Linked DNA regions of Homo sapiens: region 1 is linked to region 2. A link is a contact called in ENCODE Hi-C or POLR2A ChIA-PET data. All regions are on one chromosome and are shown on one strand. The core of a region is the stretch at or near the end of the contact, and the rest is flanking DNA. Distances in the headings are between cores, read along the strand shown. Region 1 holds the start of MLF2 (myeloid leukemia factor 2). Region 2 holds the start of CHD4-AS1 (CHD4 antisense RNA 1).

Evidence for each region. A loop is a pair of places that touch in the nucleus more often than their neighbours do. ChIA-PET counts read pairs that join two places held with the same protein, here RNA polymerase II (POLR2A). Pooled maps may share reads with other maps.
Region 1: a map of CD8-positive, alpha-beta T cell shows a loop between it and region 2 (17-fold over the local background). The contact joins the promoter of MLF2 here to the promoter of CHD4-AS1 in region 2. A Hi-C loop is called at or near these places in 3 of 168 maps with a recorded cell type or tissue (B cell, CD8-positive, alpha-beta T cell and naive thymus-derived CD4-positive, alpha-beta T cell), 3 of 37 single-sample maps with no recorded cell type and 13 of 50 pooled maps. POLR2A ChIA-PET finds 5 or more read pairs at or near these places in 9 of 52 experiments (CD4-positive, alpha-beta memory T cell, Caco-2, HEK293 and 6 more).

Annotation. Positions count from the first base shown.
Region 1 is chr12:6,750,401-6,755,349 of GRCh38, reverse strand. MLF2 (myeloid leukemia factor 2) reads left to right here and starts at 2,209. Exons shown (of 9, transcript NM_001382226.1): 1 at 2,209-2,411; 2 at 2,988-3,065; 3 at 3,296-3,425; 4 at 3,674-3,709; 5 at 4,584-4,637. The coding sequence starts at 3,016. RefSeq lists enhancers at 1,653-1,822, 1,853-1,902 and a silencer at 2,073-2,312.
Region 2 is chr12:6,567,040-6,572,061 of GRCh38, reverse strand. It overlaps CHD4-AS1 (CHD4 antisense RNA 1), which reads right to left and starts at 3,691. Exons shown (of 3, transcript NR_199067.1): 1 at 2,532-3,691. It overlaps NOP2 (NOP2 nucleolar protein), which reads left to right and starts at 3,771. Exons shown (of 16, transcript NM_001258308.2): 1 at 3,771-3,855; 2 at 4,140-4,246. The coding sequence starts at 4,144. CHD4 (chromodomain helicase DNA binding protein 4) reads left to right here. Exons shown (of 40, transcript NM_001273.5): 39 at 1,030-1,193; 40 at 1,369-1,980. The coding sequence ends at 1,386. RefSeq lists enhancers at 1,465-1,759, 3,427-3,476, 3,300-3,921.

The DNA of each region.
Region 1 (4,949 bases), core at 960-3,459, 180 kb before region 2:
CAAGACTGTATGCCTTCAATTGGCAGAGACCGTGTCTTATATTTTGTATGTATGCTTAATACAATGTACCTAGGACAGTTCCAGGCCTCATTAAACATTTGCTTTTTATTTTTATTTTTATTTTTTTTGGAACAGAGTCTCGCTCCATCCCCCAGGCTGGAGTGCAATGGCGTGATCTCGGCTCACTGCAACCTCCACTTCCCAGGCTCAAGTGATTCTCCTGCCTCAGCCTACTTGTGGGATTACAGGTGCTTGCTACCATGCCCGGCTAATTTTCGTTTTTGTTGTAGTTGTTGTTTTGAGACGGAGTCTCACTGTCGCCCAGGCTGGAGTGCAGTGGCACAATCTTGGCTCACTGCAATCTCCATCTCCTGGGTTCAAGCGATTCTCCTGCCTCAGCTTCCTGAGTAGCTGGGATTACAGACATGTGCCACCACGCCCAGCTAATTTTTGTATTTTTAGTAGAGACTGGATTTCACTTTGTTGGTCAGGCTGGTCTCGAACTCCTGATCTTGTGATGTGCCCGCCTCAGCCTCCCAAAGTGTTGGGATTACAGGCGTGAGCCACTGCGCCAGGCCTTAAACATTTGTTGATTGGCTGGACAATAAAGAACTTGCTTTAGAAGGAGGAGAGGACAAAAGAAAAAAAATGGATAGGATCTCTTTAGTTAAGTTTCAGCCACAGAACCTTTACTGGGACAACTCTTGATCACATGTCAAACTGCTTTCATTTGGGGCAAGAGGATAAGGGGAAGTTGCATGGTGGGAAGTGCAGAGATCTGGAAGACAGAAGATTTTACTAAGTCTCTTCCCCCAGAAATAGCAATGAAAAACAAATTTACTTGTATTCTGTCTGTTTTCCTTTGACTTGCCAGTCTGTCAGCTTATATCTTAATTATCTATCTCTGCTCCCTGTCTCTATTATTGTTTTTTCCTCTTTAATAATGATCAAGTCCAAAGAAACGTGAGAAGCCCTGTTCCTAGCACCTTTTCCTGAGTCACCAGGGACCCCCTCTTTCTCCCCCAGGGAATTACTGGGAACAAGTCTTTCTCATTGGGTCAGACTCCACACAGCACTAATATGGCTAAAAGCCAGAGTAAAGAACCAGGGAAAGCTGGAGTTTGGATGAGTCTGGTTAAAGTCCATCCTAGACAGTCCAAATGCCCTGACCCCAAAGGGGAAGGCCCTTCTCTCCAGCAGAGCCAGATTTTATGCAAGACATTTAGTATGTCAAAGTATCAGTCTCTGGCCTTGGAGGCAGGTCTTCTGGGCCCCGTTTTAGCTCCTCCCCTGGGTGATCCAGGTTAACTGAGCTCTCCACTCCTTTGTTCCCCCAAACTTTAGACCTTTGACCTAAGAAAGCAACCAAGAAAGGTCAGTGCAGGACTGGGAGCTCTTGAGGACACAAGAATTAGAGTAAAAGGAAGGGGAGAGTGGCATTAAACTAATAGATTCAGAACTGTAGCCTTTCCCCAGTCCAACCCTTCACAGATGGGTAACGGGGGAGGGTCCAGGTCCCTCTCCAACGCGAGTTCTCAAGGGCCTCCGGTTCCAGCCTGGCCGAGGAGCGCCATCTGGCGGCCAACCCCCCAACCTGGATCCTCTGCCCCATCCGACTTTCTGAAGCCCGAACTAGATCTGGGCTGGAGAGTTTCACCTCCTCTGCGTCACTCCGGGGACTCCGCCCTGCCAGGAACGCTCCTCCTCAAGCGGGGACAGGCCCAAGCGCCTCCCCCGCAGGAAAACTGCCCATCCTCCCTCTAGGGTAGACTGCTTCTCCAGTAGAGTCGGCTTAAAGCTCCCCCCAGGGATCCGCCCCGCCTCGTCGCCCACAGAGCGCCCGCCTCTCCCCAAGGGGCATCTGCCCCTCGTCCTCCAGTTTCCCCTTGAGGAGGGAGAGAGAACGTGCTGCACTGCGCCCCCAGGTTCAACCTCCAACCCGGTCCCTCCCGAAGAATGGATTCCTCTTCTCCTTCTCCTCCCCTGCCTTATGGGAGCCTCTTCCAGTCCACAGAACCCAAATCGAGGTTACTAATGAGCTCCCCTTCTTCGTGCCCAGGGGACCCCTCTCGGCCTCAGGCTCTGCTCCCCTGAGCTTGGCCCATGGCCCCGGCGCCCCTGGGACTCGGCCCCAGCCATCTCACCACCCGCGCCAGGGGGCGGGGCTCCCACGGCCCGGCCCCGGGTGGGCGGGTCTATCGTGACGTCACTTCCGCCCGGGCCTGGCCGAGGTTCGGGCTCCGTTGGCCGAGGGGGCCGTACGGAGGTGGCAGCTGTGGGAGGAGGCGGCGTGGAAGGCCGAGGAGCTCAAGCCCGGACCAATCCCCACGTTCCGGGCCGCGACCCTGACCCTGCAGCGTACCGGGAAGCGAAACCGGCCGGATGGGCCGCTGAGCCCGAATCGGGCACTGGTGAGGCTCGGGCAGAGCTGGCAGCCCCGGACGGGAGCGGGCCCACGGGGCTGCAGGGTCTGGGAGCCCGGGATGCGGGGTGGGGAGAGGAGAGGCTCAGGCCTACCTCTCCTGCTCGCCTGGCGGGGAGGCGGGAGCTAGAGGAGTCGCAGACAGGCGCGGGGGGCTTAGTGAGGCCCGCCTGGGGGAGGCCTGAGTGTAAGGAGGGGGCGGGGTGACTGGGGTCATTAATGGGGCGGAGGACCTGCACTTGGCATTCTCATCTAGAACGGTGTCGTCGGCGGGAGGAGGGGAGAGTATGCTACCGGCCAGAGCTTTGGGAAGAGGATGGCTCTGAGTGGGGGAGGGAAAAACCGAGAGGGTTGGAAAAATTTTCCATGGCCCTAATTGAGAAAGAGGTTTGAAGAGCCCTTCCCTCCCTAGAGGGTTGTGTGGAACACCTGGAGTAGGGTCTCCCTGGAGTTTAGGGGGTCAGTTACAGGATTTGGAAAGGACAGTGCTCTGAGAGTCCCCACACTGAGTGGGTGTGCAAAACCCTGGCCACCTCCAAGTATCTGAGCTTCCATATCTTTCCAGTGTGGAGCCCCCTGGAGCTGAGATCAGGATGTTCCGCTTCATGAGGGACGTGGAGCCTGAGGATCCCATGTTCCTGATGTGAGTATTCCCTCCCCCTCAAGCTCTCCCACTCCAGGTCTCTGAGCAGTTCAGGCAGACATCGGGGTTCCCATTGCTAGGAATGGTTGGAACTGGCTGGATACCTAGCTCCTACCTAGCAGGAAGTAGGCATCGGTGCCACTGTTGCTCTGTGCGTATTTTTTTGCAGGGTGGTGGAGGGATTGACAGTTTGGCGCTTCTGCCATCCATACTATGTGCTCACTCCACAGGGATCCCTTTGCTATTCACCGTCAGCATATGAGCCGTATGTTGTCAGGTGGCTTTGGATATAGCCCCTTCCTCAGCATCACAGATGGCAACATGCCAGGGACCAGGCCTGCCAGCCGCCGGATGCAGCAGGTAATGATGCTGAGACACACCTGAGACCCAAAGAAAGGTTGGAGGTTAGTTAGGAAAGCACTTAATTTTCTTGCACTACAGCCAACTGAGCAAGTGAAATGCTCTAGGAGTTGGGGAAAGGGTCAGGAAAAAGGGCTTTGTGACTCCCTTTTGAGAGGATGGAAAAAAATTGAGGCCATGGGCCTGGTTTGGGATTGTAAAGAGATAGGATGTGGTCTCTAATTTCTGTTCCTCATGTGTTCCTGTAGGCTGGAGCTGTCTCCCCCTTTGGGATGCTGGGAATGGTGAGTCTTTATCTCCCTGTGTCCTTCCATCTCAGACACACTCTCTACCCTTAGATATTATTCCCAAATGTGCCTCTTAGGAATAGTTTCATGAGTAACCCCAGAATCTTCTCTTTTTATGGCATTCACAAAGCTCTGAGCCTGTTGGGTACTAGGAGCCCTGTGGGTTAAAGGTGTTAAACTCTTGTTGGGAGGCCGAGATGGGTGATCACTTGCAGTCAGAAGTTCGAGACCAGACTGGCCAACATGGTGAAACCCCGTCTCTACTAAAAATACCAAAAAAGCCAGGCATGGTGGCACACACCTGTAGTCCCAGCTACTCTTGAATCCGGGAGGTGGAGATTGCAGTGAGCCGAGACTGCGCCACTGCCCTCCAGCCTGGGCAACAGAGCCAGACTCCATCTCAAAAAAAAAAAAAAGAAAAGATGTTATTAACTGTTGTACTCCTAGAAGTTCATACGCATTAGGAAGATGTAATTGTCTAGCAAAATTTGTTCTTTTGAGGAGGGAAGTGCAGTTAAAGGGCCAACTAGAGATGATTTTTTGGTAGGTTTTAACAATTTCATGCCTTACCTCTTTAGAGTTTAGAATCCATTACTTTGGCTTGCTTCCTAAAGATGGGGGGAATATAGCAAGCAGGAGAAGGAAAATTGGATCACAGCAGTCACAGAGACTGAGGAAGGGGTCAGCAGTTCACAGGAGGAGAAATATGAGTATTCTGGTTATTTTAACAGAATGAGAAAGAGAACTTGCTAGATGTGAAGGAAGAAGAGAAAGGAAATGTGCAGCCATGTGGGTTGTGGGTTCCTAAACAGGATCAACTCTGAACACTGACTTTGCTTTCCTGACTCTGTTTTCCATCTCTTTCCTCCAGTCGGGTGGTTTCATGGACATGTTTGGGATGATGAATGACATGATTGGAAACATGGTGAGACTTGCCCCATACCCTTCCCCGGCCTTGCTCTCAGTGATGGCTGACAACACCTTGCATCCTCTAAGGCAAGAGGGAAACAGTATGCTAGTGAAGGGTAAAGTACTGGATAAAGTAATTGAACCAGAGAGCCTTGGGACCCTGTACCTGCTGTCATGCCTGCCTGAAGCAGCCGGCAGCAGCTCTCTTACGTAGCATACAATTAAGGCCCTGTCTCTTCAGGTCCTTCTTGCTCGTGGTTGGACTCAGAGGAATTTGGGAGGGTAATGATGAGGCCTGATGTTTTTTCAGTTCTTGCATTTTGTGAGA
Region 2 (5,022 bases), core at 2,442-4,941:
CTCCGCCTCCTGTGTTCAGGTGATTCTCCTGCCTCAGCCTCCTGAGTAGCTGGGACTACAGGCATGCCCGGCTAATTTTGGGTTTTTTTGTTTGTTTTTTGAGATGGAGTTTTGCTCTTGTTGCCCAGGCTGGAGAGCAATGGCGCGATCTCAGTTCACCACAATCTCCGCCTCCCGGGTTCAAGCGATTCTCCTGCCTCAGCTTCCCAAGTTGCTGGGATTACAGGCGCCTGCCACCATGCCCAGCTAATTTTTTGTATTTTTAGTAGAGATGGGGTTTCACCATGTTGGCCAGGCTGGTCTTGAACTCCTGATCTCAGGTGATCCACCGCCTCTGCCTCCCAAAGTGCTGGGATTATAGGCATGAGCCACTGCGCCCCAGCTAATTTTGTATTTTTAGTAGAGATGGGGTTTCTCCATGTTGGTTAGCCTAGTCTTGTACTCCCGACCTCAGGTGACCCGCCTGCCTTGGCCTCCCAAAGTGCTGGGATTACAGGTGTGAGCCACTGCACCCGGCCACCTCTTTTAACTTTAAACATATTCAGGTTCTTGAGATGGAAAGCAAAGCAGAATAATACAGTGTCATTTGCGATACTTTAGAGGTAACTTCAGGTGATAAAAGATCCCTTCAAATTCTAGACCCCTTTCAACATTTTGTTTCTAATTAAAGTAAAAGGTTATGAGGAGGCGGAGGGTGAAATAAGGAAAAGAATGCTGTTATAATGGAGGTGGGGAGACAGATTCTGAAGGTAGAGAAGAGAAAAAACGAATAAGCTCAAGAAGAGGAAATACAATAATAGTAAGGGATAGTGAAGGTTTAGGTGACTTTAAAAAGCACAAAATCATGGACAGTTGGAACTGGAATATGAGGAGTAGGAATTTGAACATGGTGGAGGTCAGGTCAGATGACAGAAGACAATACATCACAGTTACTTGGTCACTGAGAAGTGATGGGGGGCTGGTCCACTAGGGTAGAGGGAGCTCAGTCTGGGCCACCACAGCTCACCACCTCTTTTTCTCCCTATGCAGTTCTGAAACAGCTGGAAGAACTGCTGAGTGACATGAAAGCTGATGTGACTCGACTCCCAGCTACCATTGCCCGAATTCCCCCAGTTGCTGTGAGGTTACAGATGTCAGAGCGTAACATTCTCAGCCGCCTGGCAAACCGGGCACCCGAACCTACCCCACAGCAGGTAGGACCATTTTCTTCTTGACACCACCTCTTCCTGCAGAACCATTCTGGAGCTTGTAACTTTGCTGTATGTCCCTAGCTTTACATACTGGGTGGGTGGCCTATCAGTGAATTCCCTTGAGATTGGGTGGATTCCTATCATCTGGAATTCTGACTCCTCGGGTCTCCTTCTCTAGGTAGCCCAGCAGCAGTGAAGATGCAGACTGATACCACCTCCACCGCTGAGCAGTGACCTTCCTCACTTTCTCTTGTCCCAGCTTCTCCCCTGGGGGCCTGAGAGACCCTCACCTTCCTTCTGCCCATCTTCCATGTTGTAAAGGAACAGCCCCAGTGCACTGGGGGAGGGGAGGGAGTGAGGGGCAGTGGTGCCCTTCCTGCAGAAGAGACATGCAGCAGTAGCGCTGGCGCCATCTGCAGGAGCTGGCGGGCTGGCCTTCTGGACCCTGGCTTCTCCCCACTGTAACGCCTGTTACACACAAACTGTTGTGGGTTCCTGCCAGGCTTGAAGAAAATGATCTGAATTTTTTCCTCCTTTTGGTTTTATTTTGTTGGTTTATTTTGTGTTTTCTTTTCTCCTTTTTGGGGGGTATTCAGAGTGGGCTGGGCCCCTGGGCGAGACACAGCTACCTCTGTTGGCATCTTTTTAATACCAGGAACCCAGCGGCTCTAGCCACTGAGCGGCTAAATGAAATAAAGTGGAAAAAAAAAAAAAGGAAAAAACCAAAAGCATAAAAAACCACAGCAAATTTCTTGATGAAAATTGAAAATAAAAGTTTCCTTGTATTTTAGTGCTCTGGTTCAGTGTGGGTGTAGGTGCAGGTGGATGAGTGTGTGCGGCAGGAGCCTGGCACCTGTATAGTTGAAAATTAAGGGCTACGTGGTGTCCTGATACCCCACTGAGTAACTGGGTTCTGTGTGTGGGTGCAGTATGTGCCTTGCCAACGTTGACTTCCACCTGTGGAAAATGAGAGGCTGCAAAACTGCGGGCACCGCCGCTTAATGGCTCTGTGACCTTGAGCAAGTTGTTTAACTTTGGTGGGATGCAGATATCTCATGTATACCTCATACGGTTGTCAAGTTAAACCAGTGAAGTACATGGAACGGTTTTAACACCTAACCACTACCTTAATGTTAGTTTCTAGGAAGGCTGAGGGGGGTTTTCTTGCTAAGTTGTGCAAAATTGGGATGCAATTTGTGGAAGAACACAGCCTCAATCCCACACCCCCGGAGGCCCGACCTAACGTCCTCCAACCTTGAAACCCTTGTAGTTCACCCCTTCTCATGTCCCAGACCAGGTCAGCCTTGCAACCCGTTGTTTCCCAACTAATTGTAGACCCACCTGAAAGCGAGTTCCGGCGAAGAGGCCCCCTGCGAATGAGGTGCAGTGCAGCACCTTAATTGAGGGGCTGAGCAGGGGTCAGCATCAAGGAAGGTGCTGGGAGGGCGGGGCACGGTGGCTCACAGCCTGTAATCTCAGCACAAAGGTGGGGGCAGGAGGATCGCTTAAGCCCAGGAGTTCTAGACCAGCCCTGGCAATATAGTGAGACGCCACCCCCTACAACCCGTCTCTATAAAAAGATTTTTAAAAAAGGGGCAAAGAGGAGGAGGTAAGTGGCATGGAATTCCACGGTTTTTTTTGTTTGTTTGTTTTGAGATGGAGTCTCGCTTTGTTGCCAGGCTGGAGTACAGTGGCGCGATCTCAGCTCACTGCAACCTCCCCCTCCCGGGTTCAAGCGATTCTCCTGCCTCAGCCTCCCGAGTAGCTGGGACTACACGCGTGCGCCAGCCACCATGCCCAACTAATTTTTGTATTTTTAATAGAGACAAGGTTGGCCAAGATGGTCTCGGATTTCTTGACCTCGTGATCCGCCCGCCTCGACCTCCCAAAGTGCTGGGATTACAGGCGTGAGCCACCGAGCCCGGCTGGTTTTTTTGTTTTTTTTTTTTGAGGTGGAGTTTCGCTCTTGGTGAGGCTTAAGTGGCACGATCTCGGCTTACTGCAACCTCCGCCTCCCGGGCTCAAGCAATTCTGCCTCAGCCTCTCGAGTAGCTGGGATTATAGGCGCCCGCCACCACGCCCGGCTAATTTTGTATTTTTAGTAGAAGCAGGGTTTCACCATATTGGCCAGGCTGGTCTCGAACTCCTGACCTCAAGTGATCCACCCACCTCAGCCTCCCAAAGTGCTGGGATTACAGGCGTGAGCCACTGCGCCCAGCCTGGAATTCCGTGATCTTGACGCTGGACTAGGGCAGTGGATGCGAGGGAGAGGGCTCCAATGTCGGGCCCTGGTTCGAGGAGAAGGTGCGGCTTTCACCCAACAGAAACCGGCCGTGAGGCTAAAAGCCAACTCCATGAGGGAAGGTCGGTCAAGCTCAATGGTTTCGTCACATTGCTCCCTCCACCCGCCGCGGGTGTAAGCTGCGCGTCTCCTTCGAATTGCCCCCTACTCGCCGCCGCCGGCTCCGCTGGCGTTCCCAGGGCGAGCGTAAGTTCCGGGTGCGGCGGCCGACTAGGCGCAACAGGAAGAGGCGGGGCCGCGAGGCTAGCGCTACCCGTGCGCCTGCGTGGAACGATTCTGTGGCGAGTGCCGGCCGAAAGCTAGGTCCGGATTGCACGTGGAGGGCCGCCCGAAGGGCACTCTCGGACATTAACCCGCATTCTGGTGGGTCTAGAGGAAATTGGGGGACGAAGAGTGGCAGCACTGACCTGGTCTGGGACGTGGGGAGAAGGGTGCGCTACCTGGGTTTCAGGTGGGAGGGCGTTCGGTCGGGCCTCCAGGGGGATAGCGGGGGTGCTTGAGTCGCGGGTGCTGAGTCGGGAGTGCTGAGTGAGTTGCGGGTGCTGAGTTGAGGCTGTGCCCTTTCCCACTATAATACGCCAAGCGTGCGTTCTGCCGTTCCCTCCGACACGCGCGACGCCACCTTCTCCCATTTCTGCCTGCCACAGTACCATGGGGCGCAAGTTGGACCCTACGAAGGAGAAGCGGGGGCCAGGCCGAAAGGCCCGGAAGCAGAAGGGTGCCGAGACAGAACTCGTCAGATTCTTGCCTGCAGGTAAGGATTAGTTGTGGCCTCCTGATCCCTCAGCTTTTGCAGTATTCTGTATTATAACCTCTTCTCTTTTTTAGTTTCTGTTCATTTTATATTTAAGTGGAATCTTCTCTGTATGAGTTACTAGGAGGTATGAATGAAACAGCCGTTTAGATTGTAGGGAACTGTTTAGGTCGTAGAGATGTGAAGACACGGACACAACTATTATTCATGCAAGGGAAAAGTGTGATTTAAAACAATTGTGAGTTCAGAGGAAGGGGGAGCCCATGCAGAACTGTAAAAGTTTTTGTTAAGCTGGGTTTTGAAAAATGGGTAACATTGTAGCAAGAGGAAGTAGTGAAGGGGAGGGGTCAGTCACTGATTTGCCTTTTGGAAGGGGTGGAAATGGAAAAGCACGGATCTGGCTGCTTCATGCCGAGTAGTAGTATACTGTGTGGAAGACTGGTGGGAGGTAACACTGGACCGGGAGTTTGTGTTGGGCATTGGATAAAGGATGCAGTTTATTGAGATAGTAGGAAGTCCTGGGCACTGTATTAAACTTGTTGGTCATGTTATATCGCTTAATCATCTTAGAGTCCTGTGAGAGAGGCACTATTAAGGAAACACTTTGGGAGGCCGAGGCAGGTGGATCACCTGAGGTCCAGTGTTCGAGACCAGCCTGGCCAACATGGTGAAACCCTGTCTTTACTAAAAATACAACAATTAGCTGGGTGTGGTGATGGGAGGCTGAGGCAATAGAATCGCTTGAATCTGGGAGAAGGAGGTTGCAGTGAGTTGAG